Linked DNA regions of Homo sapiens: region 1 is linked to region 2. The links are chromatin loops, found by intact Hi-C in ENCODE. Cell type or tissue: MCF 10A. All regions are shown on one strand. Links, peaks and the distances in the headings refer to the core of each region. The heading gives the core; the rest is flanking DNA.

The links. Peaks named below come from ENCODE experiments on the same cell type or tissue, not always from the same donor. Only the 100,000 strongest peaks of a DNase experiment are listed, where the experiment ranks them.
Region 1: it touches region 2 in a loop (17-fold over the local background); 29 of 110 quality-filtered maps call a loop at or near these places.

Annotation. Positions count from the first base shown.
Region 1 is chr12:63,821,387-63,829,722 of GRCh38, reverse strand. RXYLT1-AS1 (RXYLT1 antisense RNA 1) reads left to right here and starts at 7,567. Exons shown (of 4, transcript NR_126167.1): 1 at 7,567-7,794. It overlaps MIR10527 (microRNA 10527), which reads right to left and starts at 6,060; the gene lies at 5,996-6,060. It also overlaps the pseudogene PABPC1P4. In MCF 10A, for the core only: a CTCF peak has its summit at 3,533; a DNase peak (open chromatin) is centred at 3,522.
Region 2 is chr12:64,387,961-64,396,296 of GRCh38, reverse strand. C12orf56 (chromosome 12 open reading frame 56) reads left to right here and starts at 5,539. Exons shown (of 13, transcript NM_001170633.2): 1 at 5,539-5,983. The coding sequence starts at 5,732. It also overlaps the pseudogene RPS11P6. In MCF 10A, for the core only: a CTCF peak has its summit at 3,836 (motif pointing right); a DNase peak (open chromatin) is centred at 3,876.

The DNA.
Region 1 (8,336 bases), core at 325-8,324, 570 kb after region 2:
TGGTGTAAAAGCCTCCAAGCCTGGCTACTTCTTTGGTGGGGGTGGGTTCTCTTCTCTGTAATTCCCCCTTCCCATGTAAAACTTTTAAGATCAAATAAAATTTGTATGTTTTACTCCTCTTAATATGTCTTTTATCAGTTTATTTCACAGGCTCAGCCACTGAGCCTAAGAGGGTAGAGGGAAATTATTATTATTATTTTTGCCCTGCATTGTGAATATGTTTTCTTATATGGCAAAGGGGAATTAAGGTTGCAGATGGAATTGCTGGCTTTGAAGATGAAAGGAGAAGCCACAAGCCAAGGAAGGCAGGCAGCATCTAGAAGTTGAATAAAACAAAGATATGAATTATCCCATACAGCCCTCAGGAAGAAACACAACTGTCTTAGTCCATTTTGTGTTGCTATAACAGAATAGCACAGACTGTGTAATATATAAAGAAAAGAAATTTATTTCTCATAGTCATGGAGGCTGGAAAGTCCAAGATCAAGAGGCCTGGCATCTGGCAAGGGCCTTTGGCTGTGTCATGCCATGATGGGACGTGAGAGGGCATGAGGGGTGAAAGACAAAGAGAGAGAGTGAGAGACAGAGAGAGAGAGAGAGAGAGAGAATTCACAGCCTCAAGCCCTTTTCTAATCTGCATTACCCTATTCATGAGGGTGGAGCCCTTATGATCTAAACACTTCCTATTAGGTCCCACCTCCTGACACTATTGCATTGGAGATTAAGTTTCTAACACTTACTTCTTGAGGGACACATTAAAAACACAACAGTCCTACTGACATCTTGATTTTAGCTCAGTGAGTGCCATTCTGGATTTCGAATCTCTAGAAAGGTAAGAGAAGAAATTTGTATTGTTTCAAGCCATTAAGTTTTCAGTAATTTTTTTTGAGACAGGGTCTTTCTCTGTTGCCCAGGCTGGAGTGCAGTGGTGTGAACATGGCTCCCTGCAGCCTTGAACTCCTGGACTCTAGCAATCCTTCCACCACAGCCTCCTGAGTAGCTGGGACTACAGGCATGCACCACTATGCCTGGCTAGTTTTTTTCCTTTTGGTAGAAACAAGGTCTTGCCATGTTGCCCAGGTTGGCCTTGAAGACCTGGGTTCAAGCCATCCTCCTACCTTGGCCTTCCAAAGTGCTAGAATTACAAATGTGAGCCACTGCCCCTGGCCTATGGTAACTTTTTTTTTCTTGTTTTGAGATGGTGTTTTGCTCTTGTCACCCAGGCTGGAGTGCAATGGCGCAATCTCAGCTCACTGCAACCTCCACCTCCTGGGTTCAAGTGATTCTTCTGCCTCAGCTTCCCAAGAAGCTGGGATTACAGGCACCCACAACCACGCCCAGCTAATTTTTGTATTTTTAGTAGAGATGGGGGTTCACTATGTTGGCCAGGCTGGTCTCAAACTTCTGACCTTAGGTGATCCACCCGCCTCAGCCTCCCAAAGTGCTGTCAGATTACAGGCATGAGCCACCAAACCTGGCCTGGTAACTTTTTAAATAGAAGCTGTAGAAAACTAGCACAGGATTTATAGGTTTAGTTTATTCATTTTAATTGCTATGTAGGTTTATATATAGGTTTAGTTTATTCATTTTATATGCTACGTAGAATTCTACTGTATGTGTTCTTTGCCTATTACTTCTCAAAATTGTATTTGGGAGATTCAATCACGCAGCATGTGCCGGTATTTTGTACAGTTTTGTTTTCTGTTGAATGACTACACAACATTTTATTTCTCTATATTCCTGTTGGTGGACATTATTTCCTTTTTTTTGTTATAAGCAATGTTATAAAAATTTTTGAATTTGTTTTCTATGTACATGTGCAAGAATTTCTCATAGGGGCCGGGCACAGTGGCTCACACCTGCAATCCCAGCATTTTGAGAGGCCAAGCTGGGAGTATCACTTGAGCCCAGGAGTTCAAGGCCAGCCTGGGCAACATAGCAAGACCTCATCTCTACAAAAAATTTAAAAGCTAGCCAGGCATAGTGACATGCGCCTGTAGTCTTAGCTACTCAGGAGGTTGAAGGGGAAAGATCGCTTGAGCTCAGGAGGTCAAGGCTTCAGTGGGTATTGATCGTGCCACTGTACTCCAGCCTGGGCAACAGGGCAAGACCCTGACTCAAAAGAAACAAAAAGATTTTCTTAATAGGCCAATGGGTTGATAGCCCACTGGGGTAATGAATCTAATGTGCAGCCAGGTTTTTAACTGAAGGGGAGTGGAATTGCTGGATTGTAGGGAGTATGCATCATTAACTTCATTATATGGACTATATTGCTCTCCAAAGTGGTTCTACCAATTTAACCTCCTCTGGCAATGCATGAAGGCGTCCATTTTCCTACAAATTCAAATTTGACTTTAAAATTTTTGCCAATATGATGAGTATAAATGGCTTCTCCTTTTTATTTTAATGTGCATTTCCCTGATTACTAGAAAGGATGAACATGTTTACATATGTTTATTGGCCATCTGCCTTTCCTGTTCCTTGAATTGTCTGGATAATGTGGAACAATGTAAGATACCTACCTGACATGCCGGATAACGCCAATGTGAAAATGTAATTGAACCCCCATAGGCCTTGATGGTTATTTAAGTAGTATTTATTAAATTTAAGTAACTTTAAGTGAAATTTACATGAGGAACTCATGAATGTATTATTTAATAAAATGTATCATGAATGTATCACTTAATAAATCTAAGTAATAATATTTGTCTTTTCACATGAAGAATAATTTAAAGCTATTGAAACTCTGAGAAACTTTAATATGGCTCTTTTGACAAACACTTCCTACTTTTTTTTTTTTGAGACGGAGTCTCACCCTGTTGCCCAGACTGGAGTGCAGTGGCGTGATCTCGGCTCATTGCAACCTCTGCCTCCTGGTTTCAAGTGATTCTCCTGTCTCAGCCTCCCGAGTAGCTGGGATTACAGGTGCCTGCCACCATGCCCAGCTAAGTTTTGTATTTTTAGTAGAGACGGGGTTTCACTATGTTGGCCAGGATGGTCTCCATCTCCTGACGCCAAGTCATCCTCCTGCCCTGGCCTTCCAAAATGCTGAGATTGCAGGCATGTGCCACCACATTCAGCCAACATGTCCTACTTTTTGTTTCTGATTTAGCAATCAAATGTCAAGAATATGAACCCATTTTTCATTAAACAATGAATACATTTTAGATTCTAACCAGTTTATTTAACAATGAACACGTTTTAGATTCTAACCAGTTCATTTAAGTAGAATTAAAAGCTTCTAGCAACAAGGATATCATCTTGATAATTATTGAATGTTTAAAAGTATTTAATTCTTAGGTTAAAGGAAAGGACTTGGGAAATCACAGAAGGGCATTGGTGGCTGGGTGTTCTGCTCAATGGCTGTAAAGCTGCAGTGTGCGAGACAACTGCTTACTCCAAAGATCTGTTCATCCAACAGCTGATAAACTCTTCTTTCCCAGTTCCCTACTCTCCTCTGGCTCTTAAGTTGGGAAATATCAGAAGCAAAAAGTCAGAAAAACCATGATGCTATCTGTGATTTCACTACTCCCTCTTTCGGACATAGACTGCACTTGCACCATGAGAGTCATCCACTTTCCATGGCATAATACAATAAATGACTTCCGTTTCTGTATTTCTATTTTGTAACCAAAACTATCAAATGGTACTTAGTACATAAAGACTTCAAATTAATATATTTTTATCTATTTACCTAACTATTTAATCTAGACATATCTATCTGCCATAGGTATATAAATATAGACAGGTAGATGGATGATAGAGAGATGGAGATATGGCTAGATCTATAGATAGATATACGTGATAGGCTTGTCTTCCTTCTCTTTTTTTCTAAGTCTTTGTGACATGGAATTTCCCTCCACAAAGCATTTAAAAATATTGTTATTAACTGACAATTTACCCTTGACTATCTGATGTCTTTTTATCAAATTCTATTTCATATCTTTTAATCATAATATTTATCTAGTTTTCTGATGTGATGTTTTTCCCCTGAAAGAGAAACTGGCTCAGCACAAATCACCAACTTTGTATTACTATTATTTTAATTTTAATTTTTTGGACAGAGTTTTGCTCTGTAGCCCAGATTGGAGGGCAGTGGCATGATCTCGACTCACTGTAACCTCCACCTCCTGGGTTCAAGCGATTCTCCTGCCTCAGCCTCCTGAGTAGCTGGTATTACAGGCACATGCCACCACTCACAGCTAATTTTTTGTATTTTTAGTAGAAACAGGGTTTAATTATGTAGGTCAGGCTGGTCTTGAACTCCTGACCTCAAATGAATCACCCGTCTTGGCCTCCCAAAGAGCTGGGATTACAGGCATGAGCCACTACGCCCAGCCATATTATTATTATTTTTGAGACAGGCTCTGTTTCAAAAGGCTGGAGTGTGGTGGTGCAATCACAGCTCACTGCAGCCTTAACCTCCTGGGCTCAAGTGATCCTCCCACCTCAGCCTCCTGAGTAGCTGGGACTGCAGCTGTGCGCCACCATGCCCAGATAATTTTTGTAATTTTGTAGAGATGGGGTTTCTCCATGTTATCCAGGCTGGTCTCAGAACTCCTGGGCTCAAGTGATCTGCCCGCTTTGACCTCCCAAGGTGTTGTGATTACAGGTGTGAGCCACCACGCTCGGCACCAACTTTATTATACCAGCCTACATTTTATTCCTTTCCTTTCTATTCTTCCCTCCCTCCCTTCCTACCTTTCCTCCTTTCTCCCCTACTTTTTGTGATCTTTTATAACTGCTGAAATGATCACATGTATTCCTTGCTACAGTGCAAGGTATATTGGGATAACAAAATATATGCGGAAGATAATAGACATATATAAGTCAAAGGGTCCCTCTATTACTTTTATTATTCATTAAGTTGAGCCAAGATTTTGTTGGCTTTACAATTAATTGGGAGATACAAGCATATGATGCAAAACCCATGCAGTATTAAAATGTATACAGTGAGGGAAAAGAGTCTGTTTTACACATCAGCTTCCCGCCTAAGGGACAATCTCTGTTGCCTGTTCCTTAATATATGTATTTTAAAAGCGATATCCTCTGCACATGGTTAACAAAATGGAGTGGAATTTCAGGGTGATATTATGTTCCTCATTTAATGGAGAGAAAAAAGCATATGCCCTCAAATACCCTTCTGCCTCTTCTCCCCTCCCCTCCCCGTCCCCCACCCCCTTCCTTCCTTCTTTTTTGAGATGGGGTCTTGCTCCGTCACCCAGGCTGGAACACAATGATGCGATCTCAGCTCACTGTAACCTCTGCCTCCCGGGTTCAAGAAATTCTCCTGCCTCAGTCTCCTGAGTAGCTGGGATTACAGGCGCGTGCCACTATGCCCGGCTAATTTTTGTATTTTATTATTATTATTTTTTTCACCATTTAAGGAATTGTTATTAAAGCAATAATTTTATAATCCAAATTACGTTTCCTAGCTCAGTTATCAATTCTGTTACTTAAAACAGAACTGACATTTTGAACTATTCCACAGTAAAGAATTACAAAATTAAAGAAAGGAATGCTTTAAATTTTTGCACTTTGCTGAAAATTTTTTCCCAGAGTCTATAAAACATTAATTGGTTTTCATATTTTACTATTTTTGTGTTTTTTTAAAATTTTTAAATCAATAAGTAATCTAGGACTAGCATTATGTTTGCTAGACCTGGCATTTTCTCGGTACATAAGGTTCAAAGTTTCTTTTCCTTTTTAAATTTATTTTATATTTTGCAATGTTTATTAAAAAAATAATATTTACATTTTTCGATGTTTAGATATTTTTCTTCTGTGAAGCACAAGTTTCTTTTCATGGTACCTGATCAATTTTAAACAGTTGGAACACCGGTGGCACGGTTAACTGCTTTCTGGGCAGCCACTTCAGCTTGGTGGGCTTGTAGTACAGCTACAGTTTCATTAACCTTAGAACGGAGTGACTCTGGAGACTCCAGCATATGAAGAAGTTCTGAATTACCAATCTCCAACAACATGCCAGTGATTTTACCAGCAAGAGTAAGGTGCATGGCTTGAATAAGAGGAAACAGCCGTTCACCCAACATTTGCTTTTGCTCTTGAGCATGGGCAGATACCAACATGGAAGCAGTCAAAGGTTCCTGACCTTGTACATGAGCAGCAGGCTGTTGCATTGTAACTTGTGGCTGTGCATTAAGATGTTTCTGAGGACTGCGAACTCCCGCAGCATAGTTATAATGTGGAGTGGCAGCAGCAGCAGCTGCAGGACGTGGACCCATTGTCTGTGTCGATGTGTTAGCAACACGCTGTGTTGACATAACTCATGGAACCTGTGAAGAAGCTGGTCTCATAGTACTAAATGGTGGTCTAGGAGCAGCCGGGCGGATAGCACTGGGCCTATTTTGGAATGGATGGGGTCTGGCACCCTCAGCAGTCCAGCGAGGACTTGGTCTTAGTTGAGCAATTTGGCTAGGAGGATAGTATGCAGCACCGTTCTGAGTCTGTGGGATAGCTGCCATGAAGTAACCTGAAGGAGGTGCTGGCTGGTAGGGGTTGATTTCAAGATTGGGCACAGCTCGTACACTTGCCATTCTTTGCATATACTGGTTAGTGAGGTGAGCCTGGCACTCTTCTTTGCGCTGAGCTAAAGCAACATACAATGGCTTTGTGGCCACAATTCTACCATTCATTTCTGTAACTGCTTTAGTGGCTTCTTCTGGTGAGGAGAAACATACAAAACCAAACCCTTTGCAGCGACCACCCTCCATCATAACCTTTGCACTGGTGATTGTACCAAATGGAGAAAACTCTTTCCGGAGACGTTAATTATTAATGCCATCATCAAGATTTTTCACATAAAGATTAACACGGTGGTATCTGGTGATCCTATCTTGCCTCACCTGTTCAAATTTGCGCTTAAGTTCTGTCTGCCGTTCCACTTTTTTCTGAGCTCTACCTACATAAATTTGTTTTCCATTGAGCTCCTTTCATTTCATCCACAGCTTTCTGTGCATCTTCAAGCCTTTCAAAGCTTACAAATCCAAATCCTTTAGATTTTCCACTTTCACCAGTCATTACTTTCACATTTAAGGCAGGCCCAAACTTGCCAAAGAGATTCTTAAGGCGCTCATCATCCATGTCTTCTCCGAAATTCTTGATGTAAACATTGGTGAACTCTTTCACGTAGCTCCAAGTTCAGCTTCTCGTTCTTTATGAGACATAAATCGTCCAACAAATACTTTGCGATCATTTAGGAGCATTCCATTCATTTTTTCCATAGCTCTTTCAGCTGCTTCCTGTGTCTCAAAGTGTACAGATCCATAGCCCTTGGAATCATTTTCATCACAGCCCACCTTACATGAAAGGATGTTACCAAAAGCAGAAAAATGTATCATACAGTGCTTTATTATCAATGGATTTGTCCAGATTTTTAATGAATATGTAGCCCACTCCACTTTTGCGAAGTGATGGATCACGCTGAGACTACACGATGCGTACTGGCTTGCCCTTTATAACATCAAAATTCATAGTGTTCACAGCATGCTCCGCGTCCGCGGGCTACTGGAAGTTCACATACGCGTAGCCCAAGGAGCCGTGGGTGATCATGTCCCTGCAGACCCGGATGGAGAGGATGAGCCCGGCCGCGCTGAACTTCTTGTAGAGCATCGCCTCGGTCACGTCGGGATGGAGGTCCCCCACGTACAGCGAGGACGTAGCTGGGGGCACTGGGGTTCATCTCGGCACTGCTGCTCGCAGGGCCACAGGCCGCGACCTTTCCGTGAGAGGAGGAGAGCGAATGCTGGGGCTAGGGGCCGGAGCTGGGGGAAGGTGAGCGGGGGCAAGCGCAAGCGCAAGCGCAGAGGGACAAAAATCACCCGGAATCGAAAACTACTTCACCGCCCCAGAATGGTGTTGATCCGCTGCCGCTGGCTGCGGGCGAAGGTGGAGGTGTCAGTCCGGACAGCGGGAAGGCCTCGGTCTCTTGGTTCCTTTTTGGAGCTGCTGCGGGCGGGCGAGTCGGCCTCGGCTGCTTCACGGGGTTACTTTATAAAAGAAGAAGAAGAAAAAAATAAAAGTCTATGGCAGGGGAGAGGCGGATTTTTTGTAAATTGTGGGAAAGTTTTTAAAATATTTTTTTAGATTTTTTTTTAATAATAAATGTATGTTCCGAGCCTGGAGCACACACTCCGCACTCTGAGCACTAACTGCCGGGAGAAGGGGCTAATTTTTGTATTTTCAGTAGAAACGGGGTTTCACCATGTTGGCCAGGCTGGTATGGAACTCCTGACCTCAGGTAATCTGTCCGCCTAGCCCTCCCAAAGTGCTGGGATTACAGGCGTGAGCCACCACGCCCGGCCAGTTTTTCTTTT
Region 2 (8,336 bases), core at 126-8,125:
CCAAGATGGTCTCGATCTCTTGACCTCATGGTCCACCTGTCTCGGCCTTCCAAGATGTTGAGATTACAGGTGTGAGCCACCATGCCCGGCCAAAACTAGACAATTTTTAAAGATTGAAAGTAAGTGTTATCCTGATTCTGTTTATGGCTAATAAATATTTCTCAGTAAATATTTGTGAAATGTATTGAGTTGAACCAAAAAGAACATAATTACGAGCTGATAGCTGCTGAGTTCTGTGTCAGATTCTCTGTGTGTTTCATCTCATTGTTCTTAAAGCCGAATGTCATTGTCACTAAAAGCTTATGCATAATGGGCTTCTTGGCAGAGAAAGAAGTTGGAAAACAGGTCAGGAATGCTGCCTTTATTGGTCCTATTCCAACCATTAGTTCCTCTTACAGGAAGTACATGTGCAGCAGGAAGCCTGAGAGGCAAAATAGAGCATTGGAGTATTATTCAGTGAAAGAAAACATTAATCCAAATCATTTGTCTGGTTTTTATAACAATGACATCTTTCCTTTGTATGTCATCTAATTACTAATAGTAGATTACTAATAGTAGATATTTAAATGATCAGTATCCATTAATAATAAGTATAGGGCTGGGCGCGGTGGCTCACGCCTGTAATCCTAGCACTTTGGGGGCCAAGGCAGGTGGATCACCTGAGGTGGGGAGTTCAAGACCAGCCTGACCAACATGGAGAAACCTTGTCTCTACTAAAAATACAAAAATTAGCTAGGTGTGGTGGTGCATGCTTGTAATCCCAGCTACTTGTGCGGCTGAGGTAGGAGAATTGCTTGAACCTGGGAGGCAGAGGTTGCGGTGAGCCAGAGGTTGCAGTGAGCCAAGATCGCACCATTGCACTCCAGCCTGGGCAACAAGAGCGAAACTCTGTCTCAAACAAAACAAAACAAAACAAAAACAACAACAACAAAAAACAAGCAACAACAACAACAACAAAAAAAACAACTAAGTTGAAGCACTAAGAGATTCCTAAATGAGACACCTTTAAAAAGTCAGGTTTAGGGCTGGGTGTGGCGGCTCATGCCTGTAATCCCAGCACTTTGGGAGGCTAAGGCAGGCGGATCACCTGAGGTCAGGAGTTCGAGACCAGCCTCAACATGGAGAAACCCCGTCTCTACTAAAAATACAAAATTAGCCGGGCATGGTGGTGCATGCCTGTAATCCCAGCTACTTGGGAGGCTGAGGCAGGAGAATTGCTTGAACCCGGGAGGTGGAGGTTGCAGTGAGCCGAGATTGCGCCACTGCACTCCAGCCTGGGTGATAGAGTGAAACTCCTTCTCAAGAAAAAAAAAAAAAGGTCAGGTTCTATTTATAGGCCACATATTCTAAATATCTTACTGTGTGTACTGTCTGTCTTTAGTTTCAAGTGGGGGGAATGGGAATACTTGGGATCCCTAGAAGCATTGAAGAGTACTTCTAGTTTGGAATCCTTACATGGTTCTCATGGCCTAACCTGCTGGTCTCTTCTCCACTAAAAATGTGACCCAAAAAAGGTAAAATTTGCCTTGGGTCAATCTCAGAAAGTTAGACTTGTATCCAATCAGAAGAATTTAATATTACCTTGTAGATAGGGAGCAGAACGACCACATATGTAACAGGAAATCACATACTTGTTGAACTTATTCTTTCTTTCTTTCTTTATTTTTTAAGACAGAGTCTCACTCTGTTGCCCAGGCTGGAGTGCAGTGGTGCCATCTTGGCTCACTGCAACCTCTGCCTCCCGGGTTCAAGTGATTCTTGTGCCTCAGCCTCCCAGGTAGCTGGGACTACAGGTGCCCGCCACCACGCTGGCTAATTTTTGTATTTTTTGGTAGAGATGGGGTTTCACCATGCTGTCCAGGCTGGTCTCGGACTCCTGACCTCATGTGATCCACCCACCTGGGCCTCCCAGAGTGCCGGGATTACAGGTGTGAGCCACCATGCCCAGTCAACTTGTTCTTTAGACGCTTATATAGTATTTACTCCAGTCCAGGTTCCTGTTCTAGGTACTATTGAAACTTTTTAAATCCTCGTAATAACCCTTTGGGGGTTGGTACTATTATCTCCATTTCATAGATGGGGAAACTGAGGCATAGGTCATTCAGCTACTGAATAGGAGAGCTGGAATTTGAACCCAGGTCATCTGGCTCTACAGTTCTATGCTCATAACTACTGTGCTTCGAATTATTTAAATTGACCATCCCTGTACCTAAGACCACTGTTCTGATGAAATTCAAGGAGACTGCATTTGAGGATTAGTCCAGGTAAGTAATGTCCCATTCCTTTTGATAATTTTGTCAAGAAACATCTATTAAGTGCTTGATTGCAGGAGTTCCTTTGCCAAATGTTTCTTGAGTTTGGATGAACTTACAAGATAAGGAGGGGGTACCTATCTTTGGTGCATTTGGGTTAACCATGTAAAACAGGGGTATCCAGGCTTTTGACTTCCCTGGGCCACATTGGAAGAAGAAGAATTGTCTTGGGCCACATATAAAATATACTAACACTAATGATAGCTGATGAGCTAAAAAAAAAAAAAAAAATCGCAAAAAAATCTCATAATGTTTTAAGACATTTATGAATTTGTGTTGGGCCACATTTAAAGCCTTCCTGGGCTGCAGGTGGCCTATGGGCCATGGATTGATGTAAAGCTTACCAAAAGATAAGGGAATGTGAATGCTTCATATGTCTGTAGTGCTCATAGAGTCTATAATTCATCACATTTGATCCTCACATTTTATAGATGATGAAACTGAGGCTCGGAAAGGTTGTGACTTTCCAAAAGTCTGATAGATAACAGAGTTAGTGCCCTTATCTAGTTCTCCTGACTCCAAATCTAGTGATCTTTCCTATATATTTAAATCCATTTCCTGCAATAGAAATTTTGCTGTTACCTTGGCAACACTGCTGTACAGTGCCTGGAAACCATTGTATTGCCTTCTCTGTGTGCCACGAAGTTAAAAGTTTAACTGAAGTCACCTTGATCACCAATCTCCCAGTCAAATTCCCTTCTTTCTGTGCTTCATTTTATTTATTTATTTATTTTTTAATTTTAGATACAGAGTCTTGCTCTGTTGCCCAGGCCAGAGTGGAGTAGGGCAATCTCAGCTCACTGCAACCTCCACCTCCCGGGTTCAAGCAATTCTCCTGCCTCAGCCTCCCGAGTAGCCAGGATTACAGGCATGTGTTACCACACCCAACTAATTTTTTGTAATTTTAGTAGAGATGGGGTTTCACCATGTTGGCCAGGTTGGTCTCAAACTCCTGACCTCAACTGATCTACCCGCCTCGGCCTCCCAAAGTGCTGGGATTACAGGCATGAGCCACCACACCCAGCCTGTGCTTCATTTTAATGTTTGCTAAGCTTAGTGCACTTGTCACCAAAAGCTTATTCAAGATGGGCTTCTTGGCAGATATATCAAGTATGCTGTCTTTTTTGGTCCTGGTCCAGTCATTCTGTTTCTCTTAGTCCTGGGAAGTAGGTATGAAGTAGGAAGCCTGAGAGACACAAAATAGTAGACTAAGATAAGGCCTTTCCCTTATGTGGGCCTCACTTTCCACCTCTGATATTGTAGTCATTCATCTTTCAACTGCTTTTGTGAGGTGTGGCTATTCAGCAGAGGTGAAGCGCCTTTGCCTTTCTGTTAGTTTGAAGCAACAAACTCTATTTAGAGTGGTTTAGATAATGAGTAGTCTTTATTTTGGAGGAAATAGCCATGCGGCATCTTTTATCAATAAAGGTTGCTACGGATGGTGTAGTTCATTCATTTTTCATCCATTTATGAAGTTAGGAAGGCTCAGATGTGTGATGAGATCCTAAGAAAACTTTAACTACTAGGTCATTTAAGATTTTGCCAGCAGGTGGCACTTCTCTTTACTCACTTGAGTTCCTTAACATGATCTTAGACTTAAGTCTAGCCAGACCCTTACATGGCGGTGGTTCATGCCTGTATTCCCAGCACTTTGGGAGGTCAAGGCAGGCAGATCAGTTGAAGTCAGGAGACAAGCCATGGCCAAGATGGTGAAATCCTGTCTCTACTAAAAATACACACAGAAAAAAAATTAGCCAGGCATGGTGGTGTACACCTGTAGTCCAAGCTACTTGGGAGGCTGTGGCAGGAGAATGGCTTGAACCCAGGAGGCAGAGGCTGCAGTGAGCCGATATCATGCCACTGCACTCCAGCCTGGGTGACAGAGGGAGACTCTGTCTCAAAAAAAAAAAAAAAAAAAAAGTTTAGCCAGACCAAAACATTTCTCTTTCCCTTTGTACTAGTGTAGTCTACAATATCTGTTTATGGATTGTAATATATTTATACCTTCTTTCCACAAGGGATTTGAAGTTGCTTATAACATACAGTATACAATAATAAAATATGTAGAAAGGGAGAATATAAAGAATATATCAAATTTGATTCAGGGTTGCTGGCAGCCACAGCAATGAACGATATGGTTTCATTATCAGGTTTTTGGGTCAATGGGGAGGGGAAGAGAATAACTTTTCTAGGATTCGAAATAAAAAATGGAACTTCTGACTTAGAGCATTTCTGTTGTGCCCTTCTCATTTCTCTAACCTAATTAGTAAGTTATTCTTGGCCTGTAAAAACTAAGGAATACTTACTCCTCTGCAGCCTCAGGGTATGTAATCCGCATTCTTCAGTCTATCAGCTTCAACTTTTCAAGATGCCAGCATCACCCATTCATTCTTCCTGCATAGATTGTCCTGGGCATTGGAAACAAAACCATATGCCTTAGGTTGGTTTGGGTGTGCTCACATCAATTCATGTGAAGAATCCCTTTCTCAAAGGCTGGGCGAGGTGACTTAACGCCTGTAATCCCAGCACTTTGGGAGGCCGAGGCGGGCGGATTACCTGAGGTCGGGAGTTGGAGATCAGCTTGACCAACATGGAGAAACCCCGTTTTTACTAAAATATACAAAATTAGCTGGGCGTGGTGGCGCATGCCTGTAATTCCAGCTACTCAGGAGGCTGAGGTAGGAGAATCGCTTGAACCCGGGAGGGGGAGGTTGCGGTGAGCCGAGATGGCGCCATTGCACTCCAGCCTGGGCAACAAGAGCAAAGCTGCGTCTCAAAAAAAAAAAGAGAAAAGAAAAAAAAAATCCCTTTCTCACTGGTTGGAGAAAGAAGACCTATGTTTACACTCCGACAATATCAGAAAGCTGTGCCAGGCCATGTTATAACCAAAAGCTAAATCTGTGTGATTGGGTTTAATAGGTTTCTAGGGTTGTTAAAAATAAATCGGTAAATTAAACTCTTTCAAGTTTCTAACAGGAAACCAGATTGAAGCTGGCTTCCATTACCAATAAAGTTTGTATTGGATGGTGTGATCCGCAACAGAGTACGCAGTGGTGGGGACTGGCATTAGGGGTGGGCGGGAGAGACCCTAAAAATCCACCGCCCTTCGGCCGCAGGGGACTTCACGGTGATGAGCCCGAGGTGCCCATCAACTCGGGCCTGAAGGACCAGCGTCTTGCCCCGCCCATCGCCGTCTGAGGTTAGGACAAAGATCGAGAGGCTGGACAGGGCTGGGGAGGGCGCTCCAGGGAAGCCGACCTAGCGTCGATTCCTGCAGTTGCGGCCCGGGTCCCCGCGCCTGGAGAGGAGGCGACGCGTGGCCGGCGGCTTTGTGGCGCGCGGGTTCCAGCGCGGGGGCGGGGAGAGGGCGAGCTGAGGGCCTCGAGTCCCAGCACTCCGCCACGCTGCGGGCGCCGGGCATGGCCAGCCCCTTGCCGTCCGGCTTCCCCGCGCGCAGGAACAGCCGCCTGGATGTGTTCCTGCGGCGGCATCTGCCGCCCGAGGTCTACGACGCGGTCCGCGCCTACGAGCCATGCATCGTGGTGTCCAACTCTGAGAACCACATCCTCAAGTATGTGGTGCTAAGCGACCGGCTCGTCTACCTAACCGAGAACCCGCCCAAGTCCATCCGGCGGGTAGTGGCTCTGCGGGACGTCGTGGCCATTGACCTGGTGAGCGGCGCGGGTGGGCAGGCGGGCTCGGGAGCGCAGTGAGAACTCCCGGCTGGGGCCCCCAAACCCAGCCCTCCTGCGCGGGGAGGGCTGCCCCATCCTGCCCTCGACTCCCCTCCTCTTATTTGAGAACGAGGAACACAGGGAAGCTGTGGATTGCTGTGAGCACTCCTAATACAAACACGTCTCCCATTCTCCTCGTGTCTGCCTGTTCACCCATTCTCCCGCCTCCCCTACCCCACGTAGGGCTACAGGTTTGAGAACCGAGCTCCCTATCAAAAATACCTTTTAAAGTCATTCCTTTGTTAACAAAGCACCTAGTCAGTGCCAGGCACTGTGCTAGACTCGGAGGATGCAAAAACGAAAGAGGGCCCCTACCTAGAAGCAGTCGCTGGAGGGCTAGAAAGCCAACACCCGTGCAAATAAATGCTGTGTGTTAAGTGCTGTTATATCTCATTTACTTTTTTGCCCCCGATGCTTAGAGCATGTTAGATGCTCAATAAGAATAAATGCATAAGGCCGGGTGCCGTGGATCACGCCTATAATCCTTACACTTTGGGAGGCCAAGGTGGATAGATCACCGGGGGTCAGGGGTTCGAGACCAGGCTGGCCAACATGGTGAAACGCCGTCTCCACCAAAAGTACAAAAATTACCCAGGCGTGGTCGTGTGCACCTGTAATCCCAACTACTTGGGAGGCTGAGGCACAAGAATCGCTTGAACCTGGGAGGCGGAGGTTGCCGTGAGCCGAGATCGCCCCACCTGCACTCCAGCCTGAGCTACAGAATGAGTGAGACACCGTTCCCCTCCACCCCCTCCCCAGCAAAAGAATAAATGCATGAATAAGCAGATGCGTTAATGAGATGCGCACAGGACGCTTGGCAATCTCAGGCGGCTCACTTGATCCAAACTGGGCGCAGGGCCTGCTGGGAAACGTCTTGGAAGGAGGGGCGTCGACGCTAGGAGCTGGGCTTGAAAGACGTCGGGCCTGCCACAGCCTGTCGCCGGTTTTCGGGTGCTGTTCCTGTACCCCTTTCGTCCAGGAATAGATTTACCTTGTAAACCAGCAACAGACTGGAAGCACGGTCTCCTCTCCAATTACTGTTTTCCCCGCCTGGCTCCCTTTGTCTGAGCTGCTCTCCAGGTGTGTTCTTGGTTTTTCCGTTGGGGACAGGTGTCTAGCCTCGTTTTTTCATTCCCTTGACTGAGCCCCAAGGGAGAGGTTGGCGAGACGCTTGATGGAGCTGTTTTGCTGAGGAGTCATGGCTTGTTTTGAACGAGTCTGTAAGAAAAGAATAAAATTAAATGAAAAAAAAAGATTTTTTTTCTACTCGGAATACCTTTGTGAACTAATGTAACTGTGCCAATTTATTTTCTTTGTTGAGGAAAAGTTCGGGATACAACATTGCTTTTCCTCACTACCATTGTTTCCATTCTCTTGAACTAAAACAATTTTTTTGGAGACAGTCTCACTCTGTCATCCAGGCTGGAGTGCAGTGGCACCATCACGGCTCACTGCCGCCTCAGCCTCCAGGGCTCAAGCGATCCTCCCACATCAGCCTCCCAAGTAGCTGGGACTACAGGCTCATGCCATCACAGCTGGCTAATTAAAAATTTTTTTTTGTAGAGACAGGATCTTGCAGTGTTGCCCAAGCTAGTCTCAAACTCCTGGGCTCAAGTGATCCACTACAGACAAGAGCCACAGCACCTGGCCTTGAACTAAATTTTTTTTTAATTTAAATTTCCTTTACTAAGTGTTTTTTAAAACTTTAGACTGGGTAAGGTGGCTCATGCCTGTAATCCCAGCATTTTGGGAGGCCAACGCAGGGGAATCACATGAGCCTAGGAGTTGGAGACTTAGGTAACCTAGCAAGACACCGTCTCTACAAAAATAAAAATAAATAGCTGTGTATGGTGGTGCATGCCGGTGGTACAAGCTACTTCATAGGCTGAAGTGGGAGGATACTTTGAGTTAAGGAGTTCGAGGCTGCAGTAAGCCATGATCTCACCACTGCACTTCAGCCTGGGTGACACAGCTAGACTGTCTCTAAACAAACAAACAAAACACTTTAAAAGGGGCCAGGCATGGTGGCTCACGCCTGTAATCCCAGCACTTTGGGAGGCTGAGGCAGGTGGATCACCTGAGGTCAGGAGTTCGAGACCAGCCTGGGCCAATGCGCCACTGGGTGTGGTGGCGCATGCCTGTTATCTCAGCTGCTCAGGAGGCTGAGGCAGGAGGATCACTTGAGCCAGGGAGACAGAGGTTGCAGTGAGCTGAGATGGCGCCGTTGCACTCCAGACTGGGCAACAGGAGCAAAACTCTGTCTCAAAAACAAAAAACTTTGAACGCTCAG